2 separate regions of the Mus musculus genome follow, and region 1 is linked to region 2. A link is a loop called in an ENCODE intact Hi-C map of the cell type or tissue named here. Cell type or tissue: left cerebral cortex. All regions are shown on one strand. Links, peaks and the distances in the headings refer to the core of each region. The heading gives the core; the rest is flanking DNA.

Region 1 (15,383 bases), core at 2,428-10,427, 180 kb after region 2:
ATCTGAGAGAAGGACCACTGAACTGAGTTCTGGAAACAAATAGGACCCTGCTCAATTAAAGGAACGTTTAGGTTTAGAGATAGGCCCTTGCTATGAGTCCACTCTGGCCCAGAACATGTGATCGTCTTGCCTCAGCCTCCTGAGTGTTGTTTTTCTACATAAGCACCCCTATGCCTGGGTTCATAAACTGTGTTTTGTCTGCACACACACACACACACACACACACACACACACATTTTTGAAAGTATTTGAAGATCACTGAGATAGAAAACAGTGGATTTGGCAGTGCTTACAAGACCTGAGGTCCTTTAGGGCAGGGGCAGGATTTGGGGCAGCTCGACATAATCAAGTGATTCGAGTTGAGGGATGTGCAGAGACGTGATCAAAAAGGGATGCAGCCAGTGCTGGGTCTGGGCTCTGAAATAGTGTGGGCAGCGACTCGCTGCACCGTGTTTTCACTCAAGGGGAGTGACGGGAGATTTATGGTGGAATTTCTGTAGCTTTTAGCCAAAACCACAGTTTCAAAAACAAAGTTTTGTTTTTAAAAACTGACAGCTTTGTCAGAGACGATATGTAGTAGATAAAATGATGAACGTCATCTGTCTGGGACAACATTTTAAATGCTGGGTGGGGGCGGCAGCCCTTCCCACTTTAGTAAACCAGAGGAATGAGCTCACAGATTCCCATCATCTTTGTGGAAATCTTACCAAACTGGAGAAGCACGTGTGAGGCTGGGGCTTTTCTGAATTCCCTCTTGTATTTGATGAGCCCAGGCTGGGCGCCTCTGCGTGATTCTGATCTATCCCTTGAAGCCTCAGCTTTGGGAAGGGGGAAGGAGACAGGCAGGCCTCAGTCTGTAAGCATTTGACCTCAGCTAACAACAAAGAGGGGCTTGGATCTGTGCCAACTTATAAAAAGACATATTTGTAACAGGGGAGGGGAAGGGCATTGCTCAGTGCTAGAGTCCTCAGCCAGCCTGCATAGCACCCTAAAAGAAGAAATCAGAAAACAAACAAACAAACTGATGAGAGACCATGTAAGTGTCTTCTTAGCACAGAGAATAGGTTGGATTGCATTGGTGATGGTGCTCCCTCGTCTGCCACCTTCTGTTGTCAGATTTAAACAACCTCTGGAAACCGCCATCCACTCCCCTTACTAGATGTTTCAGAAACTTCTGCAGCAGACAGAGCTTGAACTAGGAAGACCTTGTCTCTGCCCTAGGTGGAACCACATCAAAGCCCAGGGTTTGCAAAACCTTGGTGTGGAGAGGCACTTGCATGGGTGGTGATTGCTGAGAAACCCATTATGCTGCGTCCAGGAGGCTGTTTGGCAGCCACACCCCAGGAGGGGTGAAGGGTTTTTCCTCCTCCCTGAGAAGTTGGTTTCTGCTTTTCAAAGTGTGCGTGTGTGTGTGTGTGTGTGTGTGTGTGTGTGTGTGTTTCCACTTCTTTTAGTTTTAAAAAGTTGATTTAATACAAGCCCAACCTGATTTTGTAGCCTTTTAAAAAGTTCTCTATTGATTTCGTCCTGAGCTAACAGTCTATATGGGGACTGAGTAGATGGCTTAGTGGGTAAAGTGCTTGTTGAACACACATGAGGAATGGGGTTCAGTCCGTACCATCCACATGGAAAGCCAGAGGTTGTAGCCCTAATGCTGGAGGGTGGGCAGAGACAGGAGGATTCCTATCTGTCTGGGCTACTTTAGCTAGCTTAGCTCAAATGACATGTTCAGCTTCAGTAAGAGACTTGGTCTCAAGAAACAAATGAGGTTTGGAGTTGCTGGTGAGTTAGTCCAGTGGGCAAAGGTGTTTGCTGCTGAGCCTAATGACCTGACTTTGGTGCCCAGGACTTACCTGATGAAGAGACCTGGCATGAGTATGACACATACACACACACACACACACACACACACACACACACACACACACAGGCTTGAGCACACACACACACACACACACACACACACAGGCTTGAGCACTCTTTACATGCAGATGCATGCAAATATAAACCATACATTCTGAACAGCAGAAACCAGAAGGAAGTTCGGTTTCACATTGATGTGTTTCCTGCAGTGTTGATTACAAGTTTTCCAATTAGCAGGAAAAGCATATCAAAATCTAAAATGTATTCTGCACTTCAACAGAGTGGGAGGGGCTGGCAGGTCTCTGAGTACGCAGGAAAAAGCTGAACTGAATTCCAAGGGCAGGGATGTGTCTTTAATCCCAGCACTCAGAGGCAGAAGCAGGTAGATCTCTGAGTTTGAGGCCAGCCTGGTCTACAGAGTGAGTTTTAGTAGAACCAGAGCTAAGCAGCCAGGCCTACACATTATCAGGTCTGAAAGTTGAAAGGAGTATAAGTGGTGTCTTTTCCCAAGGCATTCCTATGAGATGCTTGGTTGGACAGTGAAATAGCTTAGCCCAAGGCCTCTGACATCAGGACTATCATTTCACGAGTCTCTGTAAAATACCGTCAACCAAACCCCATCACTTACTTATCAATTCTCATGTCCCCTAAGAAGCACTAGCTGGTCAGGAGTATCCTGTCATTTAAGCCTTGAGCAAGTATATTTCATATCTGGGTCCTCCTGGAATGAAAGCAGCCCTTCTTGTTTTTCTTTTGACTCAAGACAATAAAACAAATCCTATGGTACATTAGTTCATCTTGATTAACAGAGCAGACTTGGAGTATATTAGAAGAGGAGTCAGACAAACTAAGAGAGAAAACAGATACCCAAGAGGAAAATCTGGCTGTCAGGAATGGACTTCAACTGGTTTTCTTTCACTTTGGTGCTTTCTGTGTGCATGTATTCATATGTGTGCAGGTGTGTATCTGTGTGTGTGTGTGTGTGTGTGTGTGTGTGTGTGCTCACATATGCACACCTATGTATGCATTATAGCCAGAGGGCCCCTCCAACTGTCCCTCAAGCACCAGCCACATGGTTTTTATTAACTTCAAAAGGATAGACTGTATTGCCTGTAAATTATACACTAATAACTGACTAGTCACTTAAATCACTCTTCTTATTCTTTGTGTGGGTAGTTGGTTTGTTTGTTTTGTTGTTGTTTCTTGTTTTGTTTTGAAACAGGGCCTGTCTGTGTAACCCTCTCTGTCCTGGAACTCTATATAGATCAGGCTGGCCTCAAACTCACTGAGATTCCCCCTGCCTCTGCCTTCCAAGGTCTGAGATTAAAGGCGTGTGCCACCCACACCCCCAGCATCACTTCTTTAAACAGTCTGTTCTACTTAATGTTTTAGATATATAAACACTAGTACCAAAGTACCGAATTATATACTCACCCGTAATTTTAAAAATATGAACTTGCCTGTCATCATTGTGGAGAGGCCTTGCTAATCTCTGAATCTGTATGGTTCTGGTTTTAGTATTTGTATTGCTGAAGAGAACATCACATTGTTTGTTTGAGGCAGGGTTTCCCTGGCCTGGAGTTCACCAAGTAGACTAGGCTAGCTGGCCAGCCAGCCCTAGGGATCTACTTATCTCTACCTCTACAGCACTGGGATTGCGATCTGGTGCTGCCATGCCTTGCTTGCTCGCATGAGTGTGAGTGTGTGTGTGTGTGTCTGTCTGTATATGTATGTATGTGTGTGCATTTGTGTGTGTGTCTGTATATGTGTGTATATGTGTGTATGTGTATGTGTTTGTGTCTGTCTGTCTGTATATGTGTGTATATGTGTGTGTGTGTGTATGTGTGTATCTGTATATGTGTGTATATGTGTATGTGTGTGTATGTGTCTGTCTGTTTGTATATGTGTGTGTGTTTGTCTGTTTGTCTGTGTGTGTGTGTGTGTGTGTGTGTGTGTGTGTGATTGTGCCCGTGTATTCTCGGGAGTTCTGGGGTGTTGAACTCAGGATCTCATGCTTATAAGGCAAACGCTTTACTAGCTGACCACAGCCTCCTCGTTGTATTTTCCTCATCCCAGCCACACCCTTTACCACTGTTTTATACCAAATTCTGGTGTTGGGTGTTGGTTGTTCCTCTTAGATTTTTGCTTGAACTTCCTTGCATTCCTTTACAATAATTATTTAGGCACCGTGTAGTATTTTGCAAAGCAAACTAAAGCTTACGCTGCATCTCTTCTCTGGCCATATAATGCAAAATGGCTGAACACAGATAATGCCATTTTCCTTTTATGAGATGTATCAGCATGTCGTCTATGGAAAGTCCGATTTGCTTATAAGTCTTTTGCTGTCCAGTGAGACTCTTCCTTAATTGGAATGTCATGTAGACTGAGATGTTGAACCCTGCTTGTGAGCTTTCTCATTGAAAAAGGGATTGTCTGGGAAGATCCTCTAGGAAACTAAGACCCGCTGCTCTTTACCTATGGGCCTTAAACATCATTTAGCTTTTCTGAATTCAAGCTTTCCTCCCCTGGGGTAGATGACAGTGGCCCTTACTGCTGTGGCTATTGTGAGGATTGAGTAATGCACACGTGCCTCCTGCCTCTCAAATCCTCAGGAAATAGAAACCCTGATGCATTTTTGCGCTGGCATTGTGATGCTCTTGTAGGAAGCTGGAGTGCGATGCAGGCATGAATGAGGCTGCTAAGAGGAAAGGATGCTTGTAGCTTCTTAGCTGGGGAAGGGTTAGTGTGAGCAGAGTGCAGAGATGGTAAGTAGTGATGGCTGGTGATGAGAGCTAACCTCATGCAGCACCCACGGCAGTGCTGACCCGACTTCTAAGAAAATATTGATGGAAATCAGATGGAACTCAGAGCCCTGCATATGATGTGGGGATAGATGGTGGAGAAATGCTTAATGCTCATGTTAGCCTGGGTTTTTGTTTCTTTGTTCTGGCATATATAAAAAGAGACCCAGGAATAGATAGAGCATGACAGAAAAATAGATAGATAGATAGATAGATAGATAGATAGATAGATAGATAGAGACAGACACACACAGACAGACACAGATAGACAGACAGACAGATACAGAGACACACAGAAGGAAACAGTAAGGGTCAAGGAGAGGGAGGGAGGGAGGGAGGGAGGGAGAGAGGGAGAGAGAGAGAGAAAGAGAGAGCGAGCGAGCATGAGCGCTGAGGGAGGCTGTAGAATGTATAGTCTCAGCCTTAGCCGCCATTCTTTAGAACAGTTCTTCTCCCTCCCTCCCCCTCTCTCTTTACTTTCTCTCCCTCCCTCCCCCTCTCTCTTTACTTTCTCTCCCTCCCTTCTCCTCTCTATTTTCCTCTATTTCCCATCTCCGTTTCTCTTTTCTGTTTGAAGAAGAAAATGTTTTATTTTCCTAGTTATTTTTGTCCATGGTATTTTTATATCCTTATAGGGAGAGTATTATTAAAATAGGTCTTGTTGCATTATGGGATGGAGTTTAACATGGTGCTGGGTAGAGTTCTGTGGGGTATCCTCTGCTTCCTTCTCAAGTCATCTCGTGTTGTTGGCCTTTTGGGTAAGTCGAGTATATTATCAGATGCTATTGTTTGGAAACAGCACATGCTGCGCCGTGTAATTATTTAAAAACCCATCTGTTAATCACTAGAACTTTCTAAACACTTGGAGAAGACTCGTCTTAGTGCTGTGTAGACAGAAGTTTGTGCACAAGCTAGGGCAAGAATGAGCGGCTGGACCCTTTTCTAATTAGGGAAAGGAGGGACTTGGAGAAATTAGCTGATCTATTTGTCTTTATTTGTAAATATCTCTTTTCATAATTAGATTCTTACCTAGTGACCCCTATAGCAGTTCTCTATATGGGTAACACGTAGAAGAAGTATCTAGTGAAATCTTAGGCTGGTCTCTGGAGGAGCCATTCAGCAGTGTTTGTCCCTTGCTCAAATTTGACCCAGTCATGTAAATTGCTAAGAATTCCACCTTAGGTGTCTGTGAGCAAAGATGTTTCAAAATGACAAATCAGAGGTTATCACACCCCCTTGACAGATGACAAGAGCTTCGGACTCTGCCCAGACTTCCAAGCTGGTGTTCCATTCAGTCTCAGGGAAAATGGGGCAGAGTGGGAGGTGTGGCTTAGCTGCACCTATAGCAGGGAAGAAAACATGGAGGGAGGGAGAGAGGGGAAGGGATAAAGGGGGAGAGAGGACAGAAAAGAAAGGAAGGGAGTGAAGGATGGAGGGAGGAGGAGGAGGATAGAAAGATGTGGGAAGAGGGAGCAGAGAGAAAGGAGAAGTTGCTGGGATGGAAAGTAGGGAGGAAGGGGGACAGGAAACAAGTAGAAGTGAAAAGAAAAACCTCCAGCCAGGGCTGTGAGAGTGGGCTCGGTGTGATCCTGCTTAGGTACTGAGGAAGGTGATGTGTTAAGATATTTTGGACAGCGTGCACATGCTGAAATAGAAGTCTTACAGAGCAGAGAGGATGGCTGCTCAAAGATAGCACGCCCCTCCTGTGCTCTAACTTTGGCTTGGGTTTGGAATATTTTTACAATGTATATGAGCCAGTTTCAGTTTAAAACAGAAATTAAAGGAAACAAACAACACCCCACTCCTCCCCCGCTTAACTCCACTTTTGACAAGCTGGGGTTGCAGCAAAGTTTTGGGTTTTTTTTTTTTTTTTCATGCCAGCTTCCATGCCTAGCATTCACGCCTGTGTTTTTTTAACCCACAGGACAATCAAGATGGATCCTCCAGTGAAGGAATCTTTGTATCCAAAATAGTTGACAGCGGGCCTGCTGCCAAGGAAGGAGGCCTGCAAATTCATGACAGGATTATTGAGGTATGTGAACACTGGCTGGTGTCTGAATAGGCTGCCTGCCATCCACCTTTGCCTGGCTGGCAGGGGGATGCTTAGGGGGCTGGGGTTGGGGATGCCTCATGTGGGGATGGGCAGGCAGCAGTATACTTTGCGGGTGGTGTGTAACCTGATCGGGTGTTGATTGCCTTGGTGTGAAGTTGCTGTTCATCGAGGAGAGACTGGATTGGGGGGGGGGGGGGGGGTGTGGCATGTTCACAGTTTGGCTTATCCCAAGGAGACCTGCATCTGTTTGCTATGCCTCGTTTCTAGCTCTGTGCAAAACAACCATCTGAGGGTTTGTGCACTAGTTAGAAATCAGCCCCCTGTTGGGCAAATTGGGACTCAAATTGGGTTTGAGTGTGTCAGCCTCGGAAAGGGTTGTCCTCCTTTCCTTAGTGCTCAGAGTGCAGCAAAGCTTCTACACAGACACTGTGCTTTTTCATGCTCACCTCCTGGCTACTTGCCTGAGGTCCATTGTACGATTTGATCGCCTGGAGACAAGCAGGTCAAAGTTGACAGTCGGATCCTCTCACATCAGCAGGCATGGATTCAGTTTTTTCAGTTACTGTGTAGCGGGTTTGTAGACTGACACTGATGGATCCCTCAATAGCACCAAACAGCGCTTTGGCATTCAAGTGACAGATTAGGTACTGTCCTAGAATTCGGAAAGGAGGCTGATGGCTTCTCATCTCCTTGTAGTTTGAACGACCTAACTCCCTTGAGTTGCTGGGTTTTTTGACCAGTCAGATTTCCCACTTAACAAGTATTTCTGGGAACTAAATAGTTTCATCCCCTGCTAGAGAAAAAGTAGCTAGGAGGTTCCAGGGTGACGTGCTAGGTGCCCGAAGAATCTCATCTACAGCCACAGCCATTGCCGTAATCATTGCCCAGAAGGCCAGAAAAGCATCACAAATACCTGAGCAGTCTGCTGTCTCAGACATCTTTGTTCAGCATACGTACCTCCTGGGCATTTTTATGTTAAGCCTCAAGTGAAGTTTATGTTACTCTTGGGCATCTTCTAGGGGGCATAAAGTGTCAAGAAGATAGAAAACAGAATTTTCAATGTTTCAGTTTTGTGTGAACCAGTTGAATAGTATGAAGTGTGGTTTTTCTCAGGGTAACTGTTTGTCCTCTGAGGAAGACAGAACTCAGTCTTCCCTCGTGAACAAAGTACCTGAGTTAAGGCTGGGGATAAGAGCCATGCGGTTACTTATGTGTTCAAAGATACTCGATTTTTGACTTAAGGATGCTATTAATATTGTTACACTGCCTTTGACCTTCAAGTGGGATCTGAACTTGGAGTTGAACCTTATGTTTTGGACTTTCCAGCCCAGATTAATAGATTTTCTCTAACAGCCCCTTTCCTGAGATGCATTACCATAGTTTTTTGAAAGCAAATACATTTTCTGGGAGTATTGTTCAAAAAGATAAGTACAGCCTGTGTTGCCAAGGCATCGGTGGGACAGCCAGTTTCTCCAAGTCACGGAATCTTGTCGCTCTTAAGTTTTGCAAATGAGAAATCTCCAGCTGGGCAGGATTTTCTCTTGGCAGACGATGATCTGTGTTTGAAATGTTCAGTACGGTTTCTGGTAAGCCACACCCCCCTTTGGACAGTATGTAAAATATTAATCATGTCCCACTGTGGAGGCAGAAATGGAGATCCCGATAGAGCCGCTACATGTATAATCACAACCGACAAAGCGTGCCCTTCTCCATTAGGTTCTAATCTCTTCTGTCACGATGCAGTGATTCTCAGGACTTCATATAGGCTCTCTGGTTCACCTCATCTGTGTTGGGGTTTATTAACAGGGGGCACAAATCTGGCTCTGTGTGTGTGTGTGTGTGTGTTTCATCATGGGAAGAGTTAGGCTTCCTGTTTTCCTACCCCAAATCTCCCCATGTTCAAAGCAGTGAGCCAGCTTAGCAGAGCCCTAGTGTGGGAACATTAGTTCTTTCAAGAGGCTGCTGATATTAAATCCAGAGAGAGATGCAACCTCATCCATTCTGCAGAGTGAGACTATACCCTATGAGTTGCTCCATGAGCATCTGGGAGCAGCAGCTTTAGAAGATGTGTACCTTCATGTAGATGCAATGTGCTGGGCCAGCTGCAGGCTATCAGGGCATTGCTTACCATTACTCTGAGGACTGCCATCCTAGAAGCAACCTTCGGTGGTGTTGAATGGGTTACAGTCCTTTGCTCACTGAATGGCGCTCTCAGCATCCTTTTCTTCCCAGACTGCCTGAGTGACAGTCCTGGATAGGGACTGTGCTGCCAAGGCCTGGTGAGGAAGCAGGAGCTGGGACTGTTGGGCCCCTTGCATTAAGTGCCCTCCAAGCTTATGTGGCAGGAGCATTTGCTATCTGCTAGCACTGTGTGTCCTCTGTGGGCCTGGGTCTGTGTGTGTAGATTGCCATCCACCCCCACCTCTGCTTCAGAGACAGAGCAAGCCCTCCATGTTCAGTGTTGGCTTCTGATCCTCATTTGGTCCTAACCCCCCCCCCTCCACCTCCAAAGCTTCTGGGCCTTCTTCTGCTCTTGATTCTTCCTTGAATTTCATATAAGCTTGTTCTTATTAGGAAACTAAAGTACATTTATCTATATATCTTATAGTCCTCTCATGAAACCCTAACTTCACCAGTAGTTTCTGCTTTCTGCATCTGAGAAGTTTTTGGTTTTGTTTGTTTGTTTGTTTGTTTTGGGTTGGTCTGGTAAAGAGAGTATAAGACTTTCAGACCTTAAAACCCCCAAGGTTCTCAAAGGCATACTGCTCTTATTATTGAGAACATGAGAAGAATCTCTGCAGTGCCCGAAGCCTGAGCTAACTGATGGGAGCAGGATACTCACAAGCAGAGCGCATCTCTGTGATCTGGAGTTTAGACTTAATCAGAGCCTACCCAAGTCTGACGTAATGACAGGAAAGAACAAAAGTTGTAAAAACATGTAAAAGCAATATTAGCCTCAAAAATCCTCAGGGTGTGCCAGGCAGGGAACAAGCCATCTTTCTGTAGTCCAGCCAACACAACACTGAGCCACCTCTCTGTTGCTCCAGTTTCTTATCATGTAGTGTGTTTGGCAAGCTCTCTGAACACCTCCTTTGGCTGAGTGTCCATTGAGGAAAAAAAAAAAAACACACATCAGAAAGCCTAGGAGTAGAGAACCTGGCAAGCTCACTTTGAAACTTGTACTGTACACTCTCTTCCCTCCCTAGCCCTCCCCTTCCTTCTCCCCTTCCCTCCCTCCCCTTCCTCCTCTCCTCCCTCCCTCTCCCTCTCCTCCCTCTCCCTCTCTTACATATGTGTGTATCTCTCTCCCTCATATATAGATATCTATATCTATATATGTATATAGATAAGCAGATACATAGGTAGATAGTAATGAGTTATATCTTGAAGCTCTATGAATTGGAGATCTGAGTTCAATCTTTTGGCTAGGGCTTGCATCGGGTGGTGATAAACGGCTGTAGCAATTGTGTGGTTGAAATAGCTTTTTGTTCAAGCCGGCAAATGTGATTCTGTGGGTGTAGAGGAAAAGCCGTCGCACCCTCTGTTCCCAGAATTCATAAACACAACACTTGTCTCAAAAGCACTCTGACTTGGAGACCTTGCTCCCGAGAGCAGTCAGGATCTCTGTGGAGCCCCAGAGGTGAGCAGAGCTGCTCCTTCCCTCTCTGCCTTTGTGTGTTTGACTGTGCTGTCCTTGCTAATCAGGTTCCCTAGAAAGCCAAGCAGGGTCCTCCCTCGCAGCCAGCCTGCTTAGTTTGCAGCACAAGGGTCACCAGTGTGTATTTTTATAGGGAAGATAATGTTCTTAGACCAATGAAAGTGGCAGAATGGTATATGAATCAACATGATGGAGTGTTCTTTTCCTTTTTTCTTTTCTTTAAAGACTGGGAGACTGTTTGTTTTGACTTGTTTTCCTTTTATTTTAATGTAACTTCAGGCTCACAGGCACAAATGTCTGTGAATTCTTTGTGTAGATAGTAACGTCTCCATTTACTTCAGCCTTTGCTGGCTCTATTTGTTTATCTTTGCTTATGCGGGTACAGTGTGCCTCTCAGTAGACAGAACACCAGTCTCATAAGTATGTTAGTATTTTTTATATCCATTTGTGTGTCTAGGAGTGTGTTCTGCATGCACATGTGTGGATGGATGTCAGAGAACAACTTGCAGGGGAGAGGTGGTTCTCACTCTCTACCATGCAGGGTTTCTCGGGGATTGAACTCAGGTGGCTAGGCTTGGCAGCAAGCATCTTTTCCTGCTGAACCCTCTTGCAGCCCGAGTTTTTTTGTTTTTTTTGGGGGGGTGGGGGGGTGTTCTTTTTGTTTTGTTTTGTTTTTTTGAGAATTAAAACAAATTCTTACAAAAATCAAAATGTTTATATAAACCAGGAAGTTAACAGTGACAGCACTGTCACCTGCAGGATTGATTCACATTTTGTTACTACTTACTGTAATATTCTTTTATAGTGAAAGAAAATCCCCTGTGGTATGAGTGAGTTTTCTTACTGTGACAAACTATAGGACAAGAGAAGCAGAAGGGGGCTCTGTCTTGGCTTAGCATATGAGGGTGCTGTCATCGCAGTGAGGAGGGCATAGTGTCAGGTCACACCGCATCCACAGACAGGAAGCCGAAAGGTGGATGCTGTGCTCAGCTCACGTTCTCCCTTTAATTCAATCAGGACCCCAGTCAATGCACCCATACCACCCACGTGTGCGGTGGGCCTTCCCACCTCAGTTCATTTTCTCTGGAAATGTCACCTTGACAGATTAACCGTCACACCTGCCATCGATTTCATTCAGGCTTCATATTTCTTGAGTTTCTTCACCTTAGAATAATTTTTTGATTTTGTCTTCCATACCAAAATATTTTCTTGCCTAATTATCTTCTTTTGGGGGAGGTGAGAATGCTTCAAGTCTACTCTTTCAGATTAAATTTTGTTTTGTTTTGTGTTTTTAAATATATTCTGATTAAGGGTTTCCCTCCCCTAATTCCTCCTAGTCTCTCTCCACCCACCCACATCTACATCCTTTCTCGTTATCTCTCATTAGAAGACAAACAGACATCTAAAGGAAAGAAAGGAAGAAAAAAAGAAAGAAAAAAGACAAACAGAAAGAGGAAAAAGTAATAAAATAAGATAAAAGCAACCAAACTTGAATAGAACAAAACAAAACAAAAAAGAGGAATAGAAAAAGAGCCAAAGAAAAAGCACAAGAAACACAGACACACACACACACACACACACACACACACACACCCCAATTCAATTCCCACATTATGTCCTTTTGTTTTGGGACCCACTGTGTTTAACCAGGGTTGCCTGTGTGTGACCATGGCTTGGGAACTATCTGGTAGGTCCTGGTGGACTCCTCAGTCTCTGACGAAGCTTTTCCCAGTGCCCTCTTTTTATTTAATTCCATGATAGGGTATAATGGAGTTGCTGAGGCTGGTCTTGAACCTACAGTCATACTGCCTTAGCATTCCAGATAGCCACAATTATAAGAATAAAGCACCAGTTTCAGCTGATGGGAGTTTTCATCGCTTCCAGTCATCCTTAGTTGACAGAGTCTCTAAAAAACTGTCTCTGTGTATCTGTACACACACACACACACACACACACACACACACACACACACACACCAGCTATTCACTCGGTTCCTCTTCATCGTTCATCCATATGCATGTCTTGAAAACCATGCTGACGTCAGTAAGTCTAATCTTAGCCCAAGTCCATGTGTTTGGCTTTATTCATCCTCTGTATAGATTTCCATTTCTGGGGTGAGAACTTTTGGAAATGGTGAGCAGTGCACTTTTTCCTTTGAATTACGTTGTTCACATTTGTTTAGACTTTACCAGTGATCAAAACTTATTGATGAAAAAAAAATCTTTAAAATGTTTCCATTTAGGGTTTGGTTTGATTTTAGAGAAAAACTGTCTCTGTGAGCTAAATAACACCTGGTTATATTATTCATTTCAGAAGTGAGAAAACTGTATGCTCCTTATCCAAGAGCAGATAGCAAGCATTGTGGCTAAACAGACACAAACATAGACGATCTGGCTTTGAATAATGTAAAAAATAAAGCCATGGGTCCACCCTGTGCAGCTCACAGTGACTGATTCCCTCTGAGCACATTCAACAAGAGAGCATGAAAAGTTCAGGGAGTTAGTCATGTTAGTAAGTAAAGACTTGGGGCTGGAGAATACTTCTGTAACCTATTCACTGTGCTGTGCTAACATGAGGACCCACGTCCATTCCCTAGAAACCACCAAAAAAGCTGCACATAGCGATGGACACATAAAATTACAGTACTCAGGAGTGGAGACAGGAGGATTCTTGGAGCTCACTGTGTTTCTCTGGGAGTTCTAATTTGTTTTATATTTCTCCCATACTCATACCTTAAGATTTAACTAGATCCTAAGGCATATTCAAAACTAAAAATAAATTAGAAGTGAGTATTCTCACCAAATTTCTCACCAAATTTCTCACGTGAATATTGGGTCTAAAAGTTAAGTATTAGATAATTTTCTAAGGACAACAAAATAATACAAAAAACCCTTGGTGATAATACAGATAAAATGCCTTTAATATTAGTCACCTTCATCGACCTTATAAGGTAGCTATGTATTTATCTTAAAGTATGGGGGCTTTGAGAACAGTAAGCCACACCCACTCATTAAAAAGTTGAGCCTTTAAATGTGTTACTGCATTTTAAATTTATTTGTGTATTTTTATGTGCATATGAAATTCAAGGTATGTGTGTGAAGGTCAGAGGACAACTTTGAATGGTCATTTCTCTCCTTCCACCATGTGAGTCCCAGGAATTGAAATATTAAGGTCATCAGGCTTGGTAGTGAGTGACGTTACCTGCCGAATTAAGTTTTAATGTATTTTTGTGTATGGTATTAGATTTGCAGGGCACGTTTAGGATGATCAGATTTAAAATGTGGAGAGAGAGCTAGGGGGAGCCCCTTCAAAGTGGTAGGTAGACATTATTTATAATAGCCAGAAGCTGGAAAGAACCCAGATGTCCCTCAACAGAGGATGTGGTACATTTACACAATGGAGTACTACTCAGCTATTAAAAAGAATGAATTTATGAAATTCCTAGGCAAATGGTTGGACTTGGAGGGCATTATCCTGAGTGAGGTAACCCAATCACAAAAGAACTCAAATGATATATACTCACTGATAAGTGGATATTAGCCCAGAAACTTAGAATACCCAAGATATAAGTTACAATTTGCAAAACACATGAAACTCAAGAAGAACGAAGACCAAAGTGTGGACACTTTGCCCCTTCTTAGAATTGGGAACAAAACACCCATGGAAGAAGTTACAGAGACAAAGTTTGGAGCTGAGACAAAAGGATGGACCATCTAGAGATTGCCATATCCAGGGATCCATTCCATAATCAGCCTCCAAATGCTGACACCATTACATCCACTAGCAAGATTTTGCTGAAAGGACCCTGATATAGCTGTCTCTTGTGAGACTAGGCTGGGGCCTGGCAAACACATAAGGGGATGCTCACAGTCAGCTATTGGATGGATCACAGGGCCCCCAATGGAGGAGCTAGAGAAAGTACCCAAGGAGCTAAAGGGATCTGCAACCCTATAGGTGGAACAACAATATGAACTAACCAGTACCCCGGAGCTCTTGACTCTAGCTGCATATGTATCAAAAGATGGCCTAGTCGGCCATCACTGGAAAGAGAGGCCCATTGGACACGCAAACTTTATATGCCCCAGTACAGGGGAACGCCAGGGCTAAAAAGTGGGAAGGGGGGTAGAGGAGTGAGGGGGGGAGGGTATGGGGGACTTTTGGGATAGCATTGGAAATGTAAATGAGGAAAATACCTAATTAAAAAATTTTAAAGAAAAAAAAAGCTGAAGCTAAGGAGAATGAAGCTAGGGCAGGATTGTCTCATCTGAACAGCGAGGAGGGAATGTTGACCACCAGAGCTCTCCATGGGAATTACAATAAGGGAGACGTAGAACAGAATAGCTGCTACCAACACTGAGCTGAAATTATGCCACTTTTCTGGACACACTAAGTACCACTCCCCACCCGCCTCCAGGGTGGCAACAACCAGCAGCACGGTTCCTCTAATGAAAATGAGTCCCATGAGCTGTACAGGGAGAGGCTGATGGGATAGGCAGGCCACCATTGCTGGGTACCACCCTGCTCAGCAGACCTCTGACTTTGACCCTTCTTTGGCTATTTTAATAGTGACTAAACTTTGCAAGGGCAGTCCACCCCCCCCCCCCTTTCCCTTGTTTTAATTTGTTTTATATTTCTTCTTTAAAGTCAGTGGCCCCTCTGAGTCTGGATTGCATAAGAACTGTCACTTCCGTGGGCCAGATAAATGACGATAATTCACCAACCAGACGTAATTCTTAATTTACTTTTTAGTGTGAACAACAGGGCCATACTCCCTGCTGGTTTTCTGGCTTTTTCACTTCTTTTAGTTTCTATCTGCCTTACTTCCTTTCTCTTGTCTCTATTAGGGGATCCTTTGTGGGCTTAGGATGGGGTCCCACCCGACGGGAGGGAGGCCTGGATGCAGAGTCTCAGCTCTGGGATGTTTCCTGGTGACACAGGTTTCAGTTCACATGCACAGAGGAGGACAGGTGTCTCGGAATCACTTGTTTAGAGGACAATGAGGAAGAAC
Region 2 (15,383 bases), core at 4,856-12,855:
GACAGATACCAGTGTTTATAAATGTCACTTTTATTTCCTCAGATAAAGGGATAACATGAGATCTGTAACCAAGCTGTGTGAATACATAGCTTGGGATGAGCCCAGAACATTTCTGTCTCTGTTCAAACTATCCCTAGGCCTAGGCCTGGAAGCTTCTAGCCTCCATACTATCTAATCTTCTAAGCTGACTGATTCAATCCAGCTTCTCTTGGCTTCTCACTCAATTGTTTCACCTAGCCTCAAACTAGCTTTGGCAATAAATTCTAATTTTCTGGCTCCTTCTCATTCTCTGGCTCCTTCTGCCTTCATCTGTGTCTTATTTGTTCTTTCTGCAGCTTGTCTCTGAAACTGTCCCAGTAAAATTGACACACATCATTCTCTCCCTCTCTTTCTCTCTCTCTCTCTCTCTCTCTCTCTCTCTCTCTCTCTCTCTCTCTCCCCTCCATAGCCTCTCTTTCCTGTGCCATTCTCATGTGAGTTGGGGCATAACCTATTTCTAATCAGTTTGATTCATCATTTTGCCCCTCAATTGGATGTCACTTTCAAACATGGCTGCTCCCTTCTACAAACCTTACCGTCATTATTAGAGATTAAAGATATGTACTAAGGGCATGTCTGTATTTCAGCCACATCATATGGACCTAGAAGTTCTCTGGATGTGATCTCTTGCCAGAGCAGTCACGTTGCTGGATTAAAATTCCTCAACATCTAGCTAACATACAGTGTTACATTGCTGAGGAATGAAAAAGTATTATGTATCAGGGACTCTTATCAGAAAACTCCCATCACCAATTCTGCATATGTTTCAACTGAAATGTACCTTTCTCAGCAAGTCTGACTGCCAGGTTGGAGTCAACCTCACTCCTTTGTTTATTCTCTCACTCCATCTAAGAATTCAGTGTGTTCAGTATAACAAAAGGTATAATTATGTAAACATACATGCGAACCCTGTATCTCCTTTCTTTAAGCCCTATAATGGCAGAAGGTACATCATCATAGTCAGTATTGATTATCTGGTATTTGGGACATAGCAAACTCTTAGTCAATATTAGACAAGCAAAAGAAAAGAATGAATGAACAGGTCCTTTGCAGCAGGCTGAAAGAATTGGGCAGGAAAATGCAGGTTCCACTGACAACATGCTATTCCTCCCCACCATTAATATTTGGACAAGAACATACTCAAGGAACTCTTTGCTAGCAACATAAGCAACTCTCAAGTCTAAAGAAGGGAGGAAAGAAAACTCAGTTTAAAAATTAAGAGAATCATAGGAGAAATTCAAAGATCATAGAAAAAATTCACAATGTACTTATACCATAAAATACTCATAAAGAGTATTTGCCAATTAAAAGGAACAGGTATCAAATTTGGATATTAAAAACAAAATTTATAGCCAACAAGGGATCCAGGTAAGGTGCAATGTCAAACAAGAAGTCTGATAGTTAATGATAAGAGGGAAAGTATTGGGGCTGGAGAAAATATGTCCTTTCAGATTATCAGGTTTTGAATCCTAGCATCCATGTGGGAAGTGGTTTAGAACTACCTATAACTTTAGTTCCAGGGCTTCTGATATCCAGTTCTGGCCTCCATGGGCACCCACATGCATGTGCACATACTCACACACAGACATATAAAATACAAATAAAAAGATGAGGGAATGTATATCTATTCTGAACTTATATGCACCAAACAGAATCCTGGAATGGATGTAAAAAGAAAAAGAGAAGGAGAAACAATCAGTCTATAGTCATTGGGGTATTTAGCATGATTGCCTCAGAAGTTACCCGTTCAAGCTCCAAAAATCACTAATGATATAAATGATGTGACACAATTAGCAAGTTACACATAATGCTTTAGAATTCATGCTCAGTGCTTCAGCAATTTTGACCTCTTCAAAAGAGTATACAACATTTAAAAAGAAAATGGCATCACCCAAGATGTTGAAAAGGAAGCTCTACAAATATCAAAGACTTTAAATCATCCAAATATGTTCTCTAACAAAAGTACATAGAATTACAACTCAATAGAAGACATCATCTCTCACAAATGTATCTACAGGGAAACTGTAAGCCCTCCTGCTATATCAGTCATTAGTAAAAGAAGAGGACAATGAAACAAGAAATAACTGGCCAGAAAACAGCATTTGTATAATGAATGCTCTTCTCAGAGAGGAATGTGTAACCTTTAAAATATATCCAAGAGAAGAAAGCATGAATGTGAAAGCAGGTGAGCTTTGATCAGCCCCAGAAGCTAGTAAAAGAGTAACAGAGTAAACCCAAGCCAGAAGAAGGGAGAAATAATAAAGATAAGCACAAAAGTTCAGAAATATTTTAAATAAGCAACTGTGGGCATCAACCTGACCTAATTCCAGCTTTTGAGAAGCTAATGATAACATAAGCTTATACTAAAATGTATGGAAAGATCACTGATAAAAGTAATCACTGAATAATCAACTGGGAAGTGAGTTGACTTTTATGACTGTAGTGATAAAACGTGATTGATTATGTCAGCAGGAAGTGTGTTATCACGGACAGCAATGTAACAGGAACTTGTATTCCTTTACTTTGTGTGGCTGCCCCACAATAACTGAGGCTAGGTGCCTTATAAGGGAAAGAGATTTATTTAGCTCACTGTTCTGTAGGTTCAAGAACATGGTGCCAGCATCCTGGGGATAGTTTTCTGGCTATACTATGGAATGGTGATGAATGGAAGGGGATCTTGAGTGCAGAAGGAGGCAAGTGCCAGGATTAGCTGCATTGTATAACAACTCACTTTCAGGAGGTTAACCTCAACTTGAGACTGACATTGTCCCTTAAGGAACATGGCATCCTCAATCTCCTCTCACCAGCCCCCACCTTTTAAAATTTCTACCACCTCAACTTCACCATGCTGGAGACCCAGACCCTAGCAGGCGATTCCTTGAGACACAGATTCAAATTTGAATCCATAAAATAATCCAGTAAATTCCACCTTATTTTCTCCAAAGTATTAGATGAATTAAAACAATTAACAAGCTAAGATGATTTAATGTAGCAACTTTGAGTATATAACCAATAATGTCAGTATGGCTTCGAATAAAGGTAAAGAAGAAACTTATGTATGCTTTGATGTAGCCCATTAAGCTCTTCCTAAGAATCCTTAAGACTGTGAAATATCCACATAATTCAACATCTATCTTTTCAGGGTATGCACACAATGCCCAGTGTATTCTATTCTCCAGGGTCTGTCTGTGTGACTACAAGCAGTAAATGGGTGATTGTGATGGAGACAGAAAATCAGCCAATAGAAAGGTCTCTTCTGGAACTGCATATGTCTCCTAGTGTGATGGAAAGCCTTAAGGTATTTTGTCCCTCATTCTTGTAGCACAAAATAAATTGGATTCCATCTCCCATCTTTAGGGTCATGATTAGAGTATTCAGGTTGAAAGTAAAAGAATGTTCCATTACTGGAAGAATCTTGAGCAAATCATTGAATCCACGAAAGAGATGACAAACAATGTTGAAGCAAGGTCAGGAGTCAGCACATCTTCAGCTCTGCAGCTAGAAGAATCAAGGAAAGACATTGGTGAAATAGCTCAGTCGATAAAGTGCTTGCCAATTGTGTTTGCGGACCTGAGCTTGGATCCTCAGCACCCATTCACAGTCCTGGGAAGACAAAGTCAGGCAGCTCCTTGTGTCTACTGGACAGACAGCATAGCCTTCTGTCCGTTGGTAAGTTCCAGGCCAATGAGAATCCTGTCTCAAAGACAAGTACCTTGAGGAATGAAATATAAGGTTGATCTATGGCCCTTGAGGCCAAACTTTCTGCACCTCACCAGATTCTGACCCATGATCTAAATCTGCCTGCCCATATTCCCACTGAGTCTGTGAGCCTTGAACAGAACATTCCACCAGAAAATTCTCCCATTCCTTAGGACAAGCGTAACCAGCAGCTATTCCTTACAAGTGGAATCATAGGTAATATAAAGAAAGTTGTTCAAACATTTGTGACAACTTACTAGCTTATCTTCGGAGGCCTACAGATACAGTGCTATTATAGTGATAGACTAGCATCTTTTTTTTAGCTCATTCTGGCTCAAGGCTAGCAAAAGTAGTGGATGCAGATTTAACCTTGCTTTCAATCTCAAGTCTAAACAATCTTTGGCAAAAGCTGAAAGCAAGGCTTCTATTTTCTGTCCATGGCTGCCATTGTGCATGTATTTGTATCTTAGTCTCTATTCCTAGTGGATGGTTTTCATTGGTTACAATTGTCTTCTTGGGTCTGATTGTAAAAATCTTGAAATTAAAACAGAAAGGCCTGCAATACCCTTCATCCCTGCCAAAGTGAATTCTTCATAACAAGAGACAAAAGAAAACTCTAGCTGATCATCCCGGGGGAATGGAACTTGGGAATCCTTTGCCAAAACTATGATGAAAGCAAGACTTCAATCAGAAGGTGGCTTTTATCCTTGGAGACATCAGTAAGCTGACCTTAAGAAAACTTAGTTGTGCTCTCTTTAGCCTTAAATGTGTGGGAACCAGACGCGTGTCTCCATAAGCCAGGATTTTTATTACAGAACTAACCCAAACTCCTCAAAGAACATCATAAATTCACAGTAACATGTCCATTGAGACTTTTACTTAGAAAATGATGGGAAGATACACATATTTTCCTAGGCTAGTGTTCAGCCACCACCATCTAAGAGACCATTTGATGACCTAGCCAATGGCCTTTAGTGGCTTTCTATTTGGTCTGTCCTTGATTTTGTACATTTATTGAACCAAATCCACATATAGAAAGTTTGGCCCGAGAGAGCCACTTAGTGAGAAAAAGCAGAGCCCCACAAATCTAGAGGGTGTCTCTGTTAAAAGAACTAATGAGAACCATGAACTTGGAGAACTGTAAAAACAGTGCACTGTCTTTGGAAACTAGATGTATTCATCCTTAAGGCGCTTAACCTTAAACCAGATGCCAAGAAGCGGCCATCTGATAAATAGTACTGGGAAAACAGCCAATAAATATACAGAAAGTTGCTTAACATCACTAGTCATGAAGGAACCTTAAATTAAAATCACAGTGGGATAGCATTCGACCCATCAGACTGGCTAAGTTTGAAAAGATATACCTTACTAAATCGCATTCTAAAGGATGCGGAAGGGGTGGTTTTTTGTAAACTGCAGGTGTGAACCAAAGTTGGAATATTGACTCTTGAAAGTGTTTACCATTGTCTTTTACAGTTGTTGTATGGCCTGGCAATTCCTCTCCCCAGTGTCTGCCTATGTTAGTTACTGTTGTTGTTGTTGTTGTTGTTGTTGTTGTTGTTGTTCTTGTTGTTCTTGTTGTTGTTGTTGTTGTTCTTGTTCTTGTTCTTGTTGTTCTTCTTGTTCCTATTGCTCTTGTTGCTATAACACAATACCTGAAAAAGCTACTTGAAGAGTCTTCTTTTGCTCACAGTTTGAGGGTAAAGTCCATTAGAGAGAGCAACGGGGCACAGGAGCAACAGCATGAGGTCCTGGTCACCTCAGCATCTACAGTGAGAAAACAGAGAGAGATGAAAGCCAGGGCTCAAAGAGATGTAAACACTTTCAATTTTTTCTTGAGTTCAGGAAATCAGCCAGTGAGATGATACTACTTACCATGGGGTGGGTCCTTCATCCTCTATCAACCTAACCTAGAAACACCCTCACAGGCATACTGAGAGATTTGTTTCCATGGTGATTCTAAATCTTTTGAAGTTGACATCATGAAAAGCTAGGCCTTCCAACAAATCTCTTCATCTTTAGAATAAGCATAGATGAGGTTGTTTGTGACCACTGGAAACTAAAAGCAGTCTTCAAATGCTCACCAACTCTGAAGGCTACATCTGTGTCCCTGATCCTGCAAGGGAATGTAAGTGAGTAAGCTACACATGAAATATGGGAATCCCACATTTAGTATTTTGTAGAAGTACAGAAGCAGGAAATTCATCCTATTCCTTTTGTTCCAAGTTCAGATCAAGCACAAGTACAGGTTAACCTCAGCTTGTTCATGTGTAAAAATAGACCTAAGACTTCTTATTCCAGGAGTTTTCCTTGGGGCTTCTAAAAACATTGTTCTTTCTACCCATAATCCTTTGCCATGTCCCCTTCCCTCTGATTTCTTAACTTGGATAATACCTATTCTTCTTAGAGATACACAGGCTACTGTCTCAACACTTGCGGTGACAGTCATGTGTTAGCCATCCCACATCTCTGTCCTCTTTATGTCATGCCAGGTGTCATCCCAGTTATAAAATAGGAAGTTATGTGGACTGAATGAAAAGAAAATATTAAAGGACTATGGAAAGATACAACATACCATGGAAGTCTGGAGAAAACATCACAAAAAAATACATAAAATCCTGATTTTGAGAGATTTGGGTAAGAAATGTGTTACTGCTACACCCACATCCATTATCAGAAAAACAACATGCCTAGTCACATCTGTGAGGTTTTGCAGTATAGAAAATCAAGCCCTGACTATCCAAAATGCCCTGGGGAAGTACAGAAAACCATGGTTTGATCCATTGTTTCTTTACCTTCCTTTCCCAAGGCACAGCAGCATCTACGAGGTGAGGAATCCTATCTCAACATTGTTTCTTCTTTACACTTAGCACAATGTCTGACACACAGCAGTAAATTTTGTAAATATTGTTGACCAAATGAATACCTAATGAGATGTAAAGTGTTTGACATAGCTCCTGTGTTTCAGAACACACAAGAGGGGAAAAAAATGTGTTCTTTAATGCCAAGGGCTATATCACATGCTCTTTGGTGTCCTTAATAGTATATCAGGTGGTTAGTATATGTGCAGCAGTGTTACTTAAATGATTAGTTGAATCCATGAATTAGTGAGCATGGATCAATTTAATGCAACTCTAGGAGGTTACATACAAGGGACATCTTTTTAACAAATGGCTGAGTAGATGATGGGAGGTCAATTGATGATCCAGAGAGGCAGCTGAACCCTACCGGGAGGGGAGTGTGATGGTTGATATTGATTGACAGCTTGAGAGGATCTAGAACCACCTAGGAGATAAACCTCTGGGTTTGTTTGTGAAGGAGTTTCTAGATACGGCGTTCTAGATGCTTGAAGACCTATGGGCTGGGGTCCTGAACTGAATAAAAAAGAGAAAGCAAATTAAGCTGCAGCAGTCAACATTCTGGTTTGTGGCCGCAGAAATGTGTAACCAGCTACCTGGCACTCCTGCCCAAATTCACTTCCTGTCATGATGCACTGCATCCTCAAATTATGAGCTAGGATCAACCCAATCTTCCTTTAGTTGTTTTCAAAGGTTATTTTGTTTTAGCAAAGAAAAAGGCGACTAATGCAAGGAGCATTAAAACATGTGATGGACATTGATGATTTGGGCATGGGTTGCCTACCACCCATTTTTTCATTGAAATTTATTTATATACACGTCAAAAACAAATGCTTCTTTCTTCTCCTCATTCACTTCTCCACATTGATACCTCTTTCTTTTCATCCAGCAGCTTGATCATGTGGAGATACCCAAAACCCCCATGTGATTCTCATCTTAAAGCACTATATAAATCTACAACCTTCTATATAGAGAGCCCTACTTATGAAAGCTCAAAATCTCTCATCTCTTTGGCTATTTCTGATTACTCAAGATGTCAACCCAGCTTCTGAATTCTGATAAACAGCACTGATTAGTCTACCAAGATTTTTCATTCAAATGAAATTATCGGGCTCTATAAAATTATAATAGCTCTTTGGCCCGGCCCTGTGGCTTCAGGTATAGTGTTAAGAAAGATTCAAAAATGGGTTTGATTCAATAAGTCAGCAACTGTACAAAGCCTGATCAGTGTCCACAAAGATGCACAGTTCCATCATTGACACAGAATGACAGCCCTTTGTTAGGGAACACTTGTCATGAATCAGCTAAATGAATCTAGCTAAATGAGAATTTGAAAACACCCAGATGGCTATATTTATTGGTACAAAGATGGAAATTCTGAAGCGTGGTAATGTTCTCCTCTCCAAAGTAGAGTAATTTTAGAATTACTCTTAATATGCAACTTTAAATCATGCGAATTAGAACAATGAGCCACAGCATCAGAAATCCTGGTTCACTGCAGATAAATACCAGGAGGTGGCAGCATCTCCTTCGCCGTGTGATTCTGAACTTTGAGGCCATCAGCATCTGAAAGTTAACAATCTCACATAGCAGAGCAGCTGCCCAATTTGTTGGCTATTGTAATCTTTCTTTTATGATACACTCTTTCTCTTTTAAAAGAGATCCATTTAGCCAATATAGCCTTTAAATATGTGCACAATACTAATGATCTGTAAGCGGTGTGCCAACTCCCCCACGCCCTCCTATTTCCTTTCTGTTGGCTTTTATATGAGCAAGCCTTTGCATGTCTAATTGTATGGAGACAATTAGCTGACTATAAAATGCTGCCCCTCCCCCCAGTAACTTGCATGCGCAACTACTTACATAAGAATTCACTCACATATACTGAAGTCCTGCAGTAAAATAACAGGACCGAGGATTTATCTGAAACATCCCACATCCTGGTCCCTAAACACAACACCACATAACCATGTTACACTGTCAGATGATTTCATTTTGCTTTCTACCTGTTTTTTATATAAAGATGAAATGGCTGAAGTTACTACTGTCTTTCTGGTAGCATTATTATCAGACATAAATCCAGCAGTGAATGAAGTCAATATTAACTGAGTCTCAAATGAGGGGGCAGCAAATACATGCTAGGCACTGCTAATCATAGGTGGTAATGCCTCAAGGAGGGTCCAGTCTCAGGCTGTGCTCCTCAGTATAGGAATCACAAGCCTTCTAAGCTTTGGGAGTTGACAATTAGCATTAAAGTAAAATTTAAAAAAATCCATTCCTTGGGTACAATGGCCACACTTCAAGTGTTCAATCACAACCAAATGTCTCTAGTGGTAGCCGTATTAGAAACACAGATGTAGGAACTTCTACCATGACTGAGTTCTATTGAACAAGGTTGATCAGAAGGACCATCCAATTCATGGGAGTCAGTGATTAGTTTAGAATGTACTGTTAGACTGATATATGCAGGGGAGCGAGCGGGTAGGCTAGGGAGATGTCTCATTGGATAAAGTGCTTGCTTATACAAGTGTGAGGATCTGAGTTCAGATCCCCAGAACCTATGTAAAAGGCGAGCAGTACAGCAACTGTCTTTAATCCCAGACTTGGAAGCCAAAGACAGAAGATCCCTGGGACAAGGTGGCTAGCCAAACTAACCGGAATTGATAGATAAAGGCTCGTTAAGAGACCCTGTCTTGATTAATAAAGGGAGGACTGATTAAAGACAATACTCAGTGTCAAACCTAGGGCTCACCCACAGACATGCTCCTACATACATGCCAAAATGCATATATATACCCTATAAGCACATTCCACACACATGAAAACAAAACAAAACATAGGTAACATAAGAAGAGTGACAAACTCTTTGCAACAGCATTGAAGAAAATAATATACATATAGATAGATGAATATATGTGTGTGTATATATATATATATATATGTGTGTGTATGTATATATATGTATGTATATATATATATATATATATATATATATATATATATCTTCAATTAAGGAAGTTTTGAAGTTCCCCAGTATCCTGAAGCAAAGGTAAAGTCTGTGGAAAGATGCATCATCGACATGATTGAGAAAGACGAAAGGCCACAAGACGGTCAATGCCTGTGAGCTTCTCTGTATTATGGAAAGATAAAAACTGAGTGGCAAGAGAGTTTGTCAGGAAAAGAACAGGGGACTGTGAGGCAGCATCACTATGTCACTGTTTTGAGCACTGAATGTGTTAGCTCTTCTTATTCAAACAGAATGAAGGAATTAATAGTGGCCCCTTTATTCTGGGCACAGAAACAAGGAGCAGAGCGACTCACTCTTTCCACAACAGTGTCTGAGTGGAAAATGAAACCTAGTTTTCTTCGGTCTTGCTCAGAACCTCCCAGAACAAGACTGCTTTCCCTGACACATACCACACAGGACTAACAGGAGACAGCCCACTGGCCGTGTCACCAATAACATAGCTGGCCCTGTCACACCCTTATCTATCCCACTCCCTACTGAGGCGTTCCTCCCAAATGAGGGGGCAGCAAATGCTTTCTGCCAAAGTTAAAGCATATTCAAGCCGGCTTTGAACCCGCCTCCAACTTTCTGTGGTTACAGTTCATCGTCTGCTGGCAAAATGGGACTTCCTGGTTCTAAGATTAAAAAGACTTGGGAAGAAAAGGGAGAAAAGTGAACGACTTACATGACATCAATTGACTCTTGCAAAACAAAACCCTGGTGGGCAGAGCATCCCAATTATCCCAATTACATTTCTGAGAAGTGTACACACTTCCAAAGGTTTCAATAGAACAGGCTTAGAGGGAATATGTTTGGGGTCTCAAGACCTTTAAAAAGAGTTAGAGGCCAAACACAGCACATAGTGAGGACTATAAAGATTTTTTTTTTGGTAAGGATGAGAACGTCAGGCAAGAAGCGCTGTTGTAATCCCGTGTTCCAAGAATTGCTGGTCTTTCATAAGAGCGGAGGTAGGGATAGTGGGGGAGGGTGCAGGCTGAGCTCATCTTGTGGTTTTATTTAAACTGGAGTAGAGAGAATCAGCTTTGCTTTTTATTTCCATACAAATGCTCAAGGGGCCAGAATCCTCTCACATTCCTAACTCAGATCATTTTAGCAGTAATCGTTCTGAAATAAAAAATGCACCAAAGATGCAAGTTACTTCCTGGTAAAGAGTTACCAAGAGAGACCAAAGGAGCACATAGCAGGCTCCAACAACCTAGGGTTCAGAGCCTCCTTTTCCTCCCAGATGGCCAATTATTATTCATGTGACAACACCTCATACAATTTGATAGAGGAGAGCCCCAGTCAGGCCAAATGCTCACCTGCTTGGGACTCCATCTTTCTTTGTCATCTTGATTAGAAACTTGGGGGAAGGGAGTTGGCCTCTAGGGCACAGGGCAAATTTTCTTTAATAATGGCTAAAAGAAAAGGAGGGTGTAGCTGGGCATCCTGCCACGTGCTGCTGTGACTTAGCTTGGCACCTTGGTCATGTTGCCTGACAAATTTTAAGCTCCATTTCCTCATTAGTAAAACTGGGAAATCCCATAATATTTCCCAGTGTCTATGAGGATCAATTTGAGATTGCATGAGCTGTAGCCTTTGTGTACCTAGCGAAAGACTTGACATACAAAGGAAAGGTCTGGTTAATGAGGGCCGTGGTGTTTGTTACTGCAGGTCTAACACAAACTGACTAGTATATTGCAGAGCTGGGAAAAATGACTAGTCTCACAGATGAAATCATTTTCAAGTTCCTATTGTCTATCCCATCTTCATTAAGAAAAGAAAATTGGTGAAGACACCTGAGCTCAGCTCTTTATGGAATATTTAAATATACTATACACTATTAATAATTGGCTTGGTCTCTAGAACTCAGTCATCATTTGTAACTGAATATTATACCCATTGAATAAAAACTCCTCTCCCTCAGCATCCACAACCACCAATTCTGCTCTCTGTTTCTTTGTGTTTGACTATTCCAGATGTCTCACACAAATGGGTGCTAACCAACTTTTTAAATGTAGCATAGTATCCAACACTTCATTGATATTAGTCCATGTGGGAAATGTTTCTTCTCGTTAAGAACAGAATAATATTCTATTATGTCATATTACACATCTTATTTATCAATTCTCCTTTGGGTGGGCATTCAGTTGATTTCTTCATTACCATGGCTTTTGTGAAGGATACATTGATGATCAATAAGAATAATGATTTGACTTTTGATATCTTATTTTGTATTATTTGGGAAAATCCTCAGGAGAAGTGTTGTTAGATTAAATAACCATAACATTGTTCTATATGCTTTTCCATGGTAGGAGATTAATATTACACTCTACCACACATTTCTCCACATCCTTACCAATCCTTATTATCTTTTGTTTTGCCTGTTGTTTGTTTTAAAACCATCCTAACAGATTTAAAACAGTATCACCCTGGAGAGTTGTGAGTGTCTCTTCACAGAACTGGTAGCATTTTCTGTAACCTTGTTGGAGAAAGGTCTGCTCAAATCCTTTGCGTATTTTAAATTAGTTTGAGTTTCTGTCTGATTCTTTGTTTGGCTCTGTTATATTGTTTTGGTTTGGTTTTTTAGTTTGGTTTTTGAGACAGGGTTTCCCTGTGTAGCCCTGGCTGTCCTGGAACTAGCTCTGCAGACCAGGCTGGCCTTGAATTCAGAGATTCTCCTGCCCCTGCTTTACCAGTGCTGGGATTAAAGGTGTGTGTCACCACCAACCAGGCCAGGTCTGTCTTTTTCTTTCACAATTAAATCAAACAAGTTCTTGGGCTGTTTTGGATAGTATTCCTTATTTTTCAAGTTGTTTGTGACTGAGTGTGTGATGAGAAATGAACTAAGAAAAGGATGGTTATATTGGCTCATGTCTGAGAGGATGCACACCATAATGGTGGTGAGGGCATGGCAGTGGAGTGCTCTGTAACAGTGCGAGCACTGGCAACTGCTTGCTCATGTCAGCAAGGCAAGTGAAACTGTAATTTTCAATTGGCGTTCCCTTCTTCCTCTTAGGTTCAGTCTGGGCCCTCGCACCTGGACATGGTGCCATCTACCTTGAGGGTGGGCCTTTCCGTTTGGGGTAAACCTCTCTGGAAACAGCCTTATAGACACACCTAGAGGTGTGTCTCCTATATGATTCTAAATCCAGCCAAGTTACTAATGATTAATGCTCTTAGCTCCCTTGACTCACAGTATGAGATACTCTATGGGTTGGCTTCCTTTTCACTCTTAGTTGTATCCTTTGCTATGCTGATGTTTTTTAGTTTGATGTATCCCAATTGCCTATTTTTGCTTTCATTGCCTGTGCTGTTTCAGTAATATGAAGAAATCATTGCCAAGGCTTGTATGGGAAGTCTTCTCACTTTTCTTGTGGGAGTTTCATAGTTTCAAATCTTACTTATATGTGTTAATCCATATTGTGGTGTGTGTGTGTTTGTGTGTGATAAAATAGGGTCAACTAGTGTTGGCTTTTTTTGCATGTGGATATCCACTTTTACTAACACCACTTGTTAACATTATCCAGCCCTAAATTTAATTTCTAACTACCTAGGAACATTGGAAGCAAAGTAAATCTATCATTGATATTAACTTCAGTGCTGACAAAATCTGGCCTATAACTTCTTGTTAATTTAGAGTCATTAATCACAACCTCAAACTAAGTCTCAACCTGTATCACCTCGGGGGGATCATTCCAGGCCATGCTTGTGTTATTTATCAAGGAATGAAGCACTTCCTCTCAGTGGGATCAAAGTGGCTTTCCCCAAGGCCCGTGGGGCTCCCTAAACCAAGGGGGTAAAACCTAGACCAATGGCATTCATGCTGGGCCTGCCTTGCATGAAAGGCCATGCCTTTCCCTCACTCAATTTCCCAAAATGACTCAATTTCTATTTTACTGGGGGTTTTTTCTTCCCTCCTTTATCCTGCTCTTGGTTTATTTCCCTTGATCTTAGAGTTCCCCAGGCCGGCATCTATCCATGTAAGTATGTACTACCTGGTATATAAGTTGAGGGCAAATTAAAACCAGACAGAACTACTGCAAGGGGTGATCTTTAGAACATTCCTGCAAACCCAACTAGGCTCCATGCATTGCTCCCTCCCTGTGCTGGTTTTCATGGGTCCACAACACTAAGTCAAGCTGGGTGTTATGGTTTTAATGTGTGCTCCCCCAAAGTCAATATTGGAAACTTAATTCTCATTGTAAGAATCTTTGAAACCTAGCGTGAAGGGTGTGGTGTTCGGTGGGAATAATGTCATTTGATCTGAGAGTAATTCCGCATGTGGGTTTCTTATAAAAAATGATTTCTTCCTCCTTTTTCTCCTGCCTTCTCTTTGCCTTTCCATCATGGAGTTGTGCCTTAAAAAACGGTGTTTGCCAGAAACAGACCCCTTGACCTTGAACTCCCCAGGTGTCAGAACTGTGAGAAGGAAAGTTCTGTTCCTTATAAATTAATCAGTCTCAGGTACTCTGTTGTAGTAACATAAGATGGACTAAGACACTGGGGAAAAGAAAGAAGTCTGGCCAGGAGTGGGATCTGCTTCCTTTCCCATGAACTTTGACAAGTCTATACAATCACTTCCTTGGCACCTGGAAGTTGAGTTGTCAGAATGAGAAAGAATTAACATAGTGCTCTTCTTTCTTAAAAAACAATCAGAGATAATATTGTAATATAGTAAGAAATACATTTGGCCTCTGTGTGTCTTGACACACAGTCCCTAAAGCCTTTGGAATTGCCTGAAGAGTAGGAATGACTTCTGTTATTCCTAACAAACCTCTCACAGAATCTGAGTGTACACTATCAAAGTTACTTAAGATAGGCCTTTAGGTGACTTTAGGATGGGACTAGTCACCTCCACTCACTTATGGACAGAAGAACCGCAGCTCAAGCTACTAATCTCTGGAAACAACGAGATGTGATGAGTCTCTAGGTTCTTGAACCCAGGCAAGTGCCTGGAAGGTTGTGTACCCAAAGAGAATGTTGAGACCCCCTATCCTGTCATATGCAACTCTGCAAATCACTTGTCCTTGGGCTGTTCCCTCAATTATAAAATAAGAAGGATTAACCAGTGTTTTCTTGAATGTTGTAACCTTTCAGACAAATGACACAACCTGATTATGATGTCATGGAGACCTTGGGTTTATAGTCAGTGGATCAGAAGCAAAGGTGACAACATGGAATGAATAATTGGTATGGGGGGGGGTGCTATCTTGGGGAGTCCTGCTTCTAACCTAAGCATATGGTGCCACAATTATACGGATTAATATGTCACCCTGTTGACATCACACATCTGATATGAGCAGTGTTGTGTGAGAGTACAGGGAAATGTGCATTTTATTGGTGTGCTCTCTGAGACTGACACATTTACAGAGAATCCTCAGGCTCTTAGAAGGGATTTCAGACTTAAATATCTATAGAGGTAAGGCTTGGGAATGTAAATTCAAGAATCTGAGTGGGAATAAAAAGTATTTTACTTACTCTTAACTCTATTTTGACTTATATTATAAATGCAAGATGTATATTTATGTCATTCATATATTTGTCTTGCATATATATTTATCTATATTTATATTAAGAGAGAGAGAGAGAGATGCAAATTCATTGATTGAAGACAGTTGCCATTTGGGCCTGAGTACAGGGAGTAGTGGAGCTAGTAGCACATAGAACAAGATATTTCTTATTAACAGTACTTCTTCATCTCTCTAATCACTGTCCTATAGGGACATGAGCCCAGTGTTGCTAGATGCCTTAATATTTCAAGCCAAACGAGAAGTCTC

Evidence for each region. A loop is a pair of places that touch in the nucleus more often than their neighbours do. Peaks named below come from ENCODE experiments on the same cell type or tissue, not always from the same donor. Only the 100,000 strongest peaks of a DNase experiment are listed, where the experiment ranks them.
Region 1: it touches region 2 in a loop (2.7-fold over the local background); 3 of 42 quality-filtered maps call a loop at or near these places.

Annotation. Positions count from the first base shown.
Region 1 is chr6:101,345,707-101,361,089 of GRCm38, reverse strand. Pdzrn3 (PDZ domain containing RING finger 3) reads left to right here. Exons shown (of 10, transcript NM_018884.2): 3 at 6,589-6,696. Among named protein-coding and RNA genes, the nearest start is that of Pdzrn3, 24 kb to the left of the region's middle. In left cerebral cortex, for the core only: a CTCF peak has its summit at 7,039; DNase peaks (open chromatin) are centred at 8,247, 8,789, 9,695, 10,301 and 5 more places; H3K27ac peaks cover 2,841 bases.
Region 2 is chr6:101,527,312-101,542,694 of GRCm38, reverse strand. It overlaps Gm34335 (a long non-coding RNA gene), which reads right to left. Exons shown (of 2, transcript XR_869335.2): 2 at 3,005-5,505. Among named protein-coding and RNA genes, the nearest start is that of Gm34335, 15 kb to the right of the region's middle. In left cerebral cortex, for the core only: a CTCF peak has its summit at 8,107 (motif pointing right); DNase peaks (open chromatin) are centred at 8,120, 10,112, 10,594, 10,992 and 1 more place; H3K4me3 peaks cover 285 bases; H3K27ac peaks cover 1,356 bases.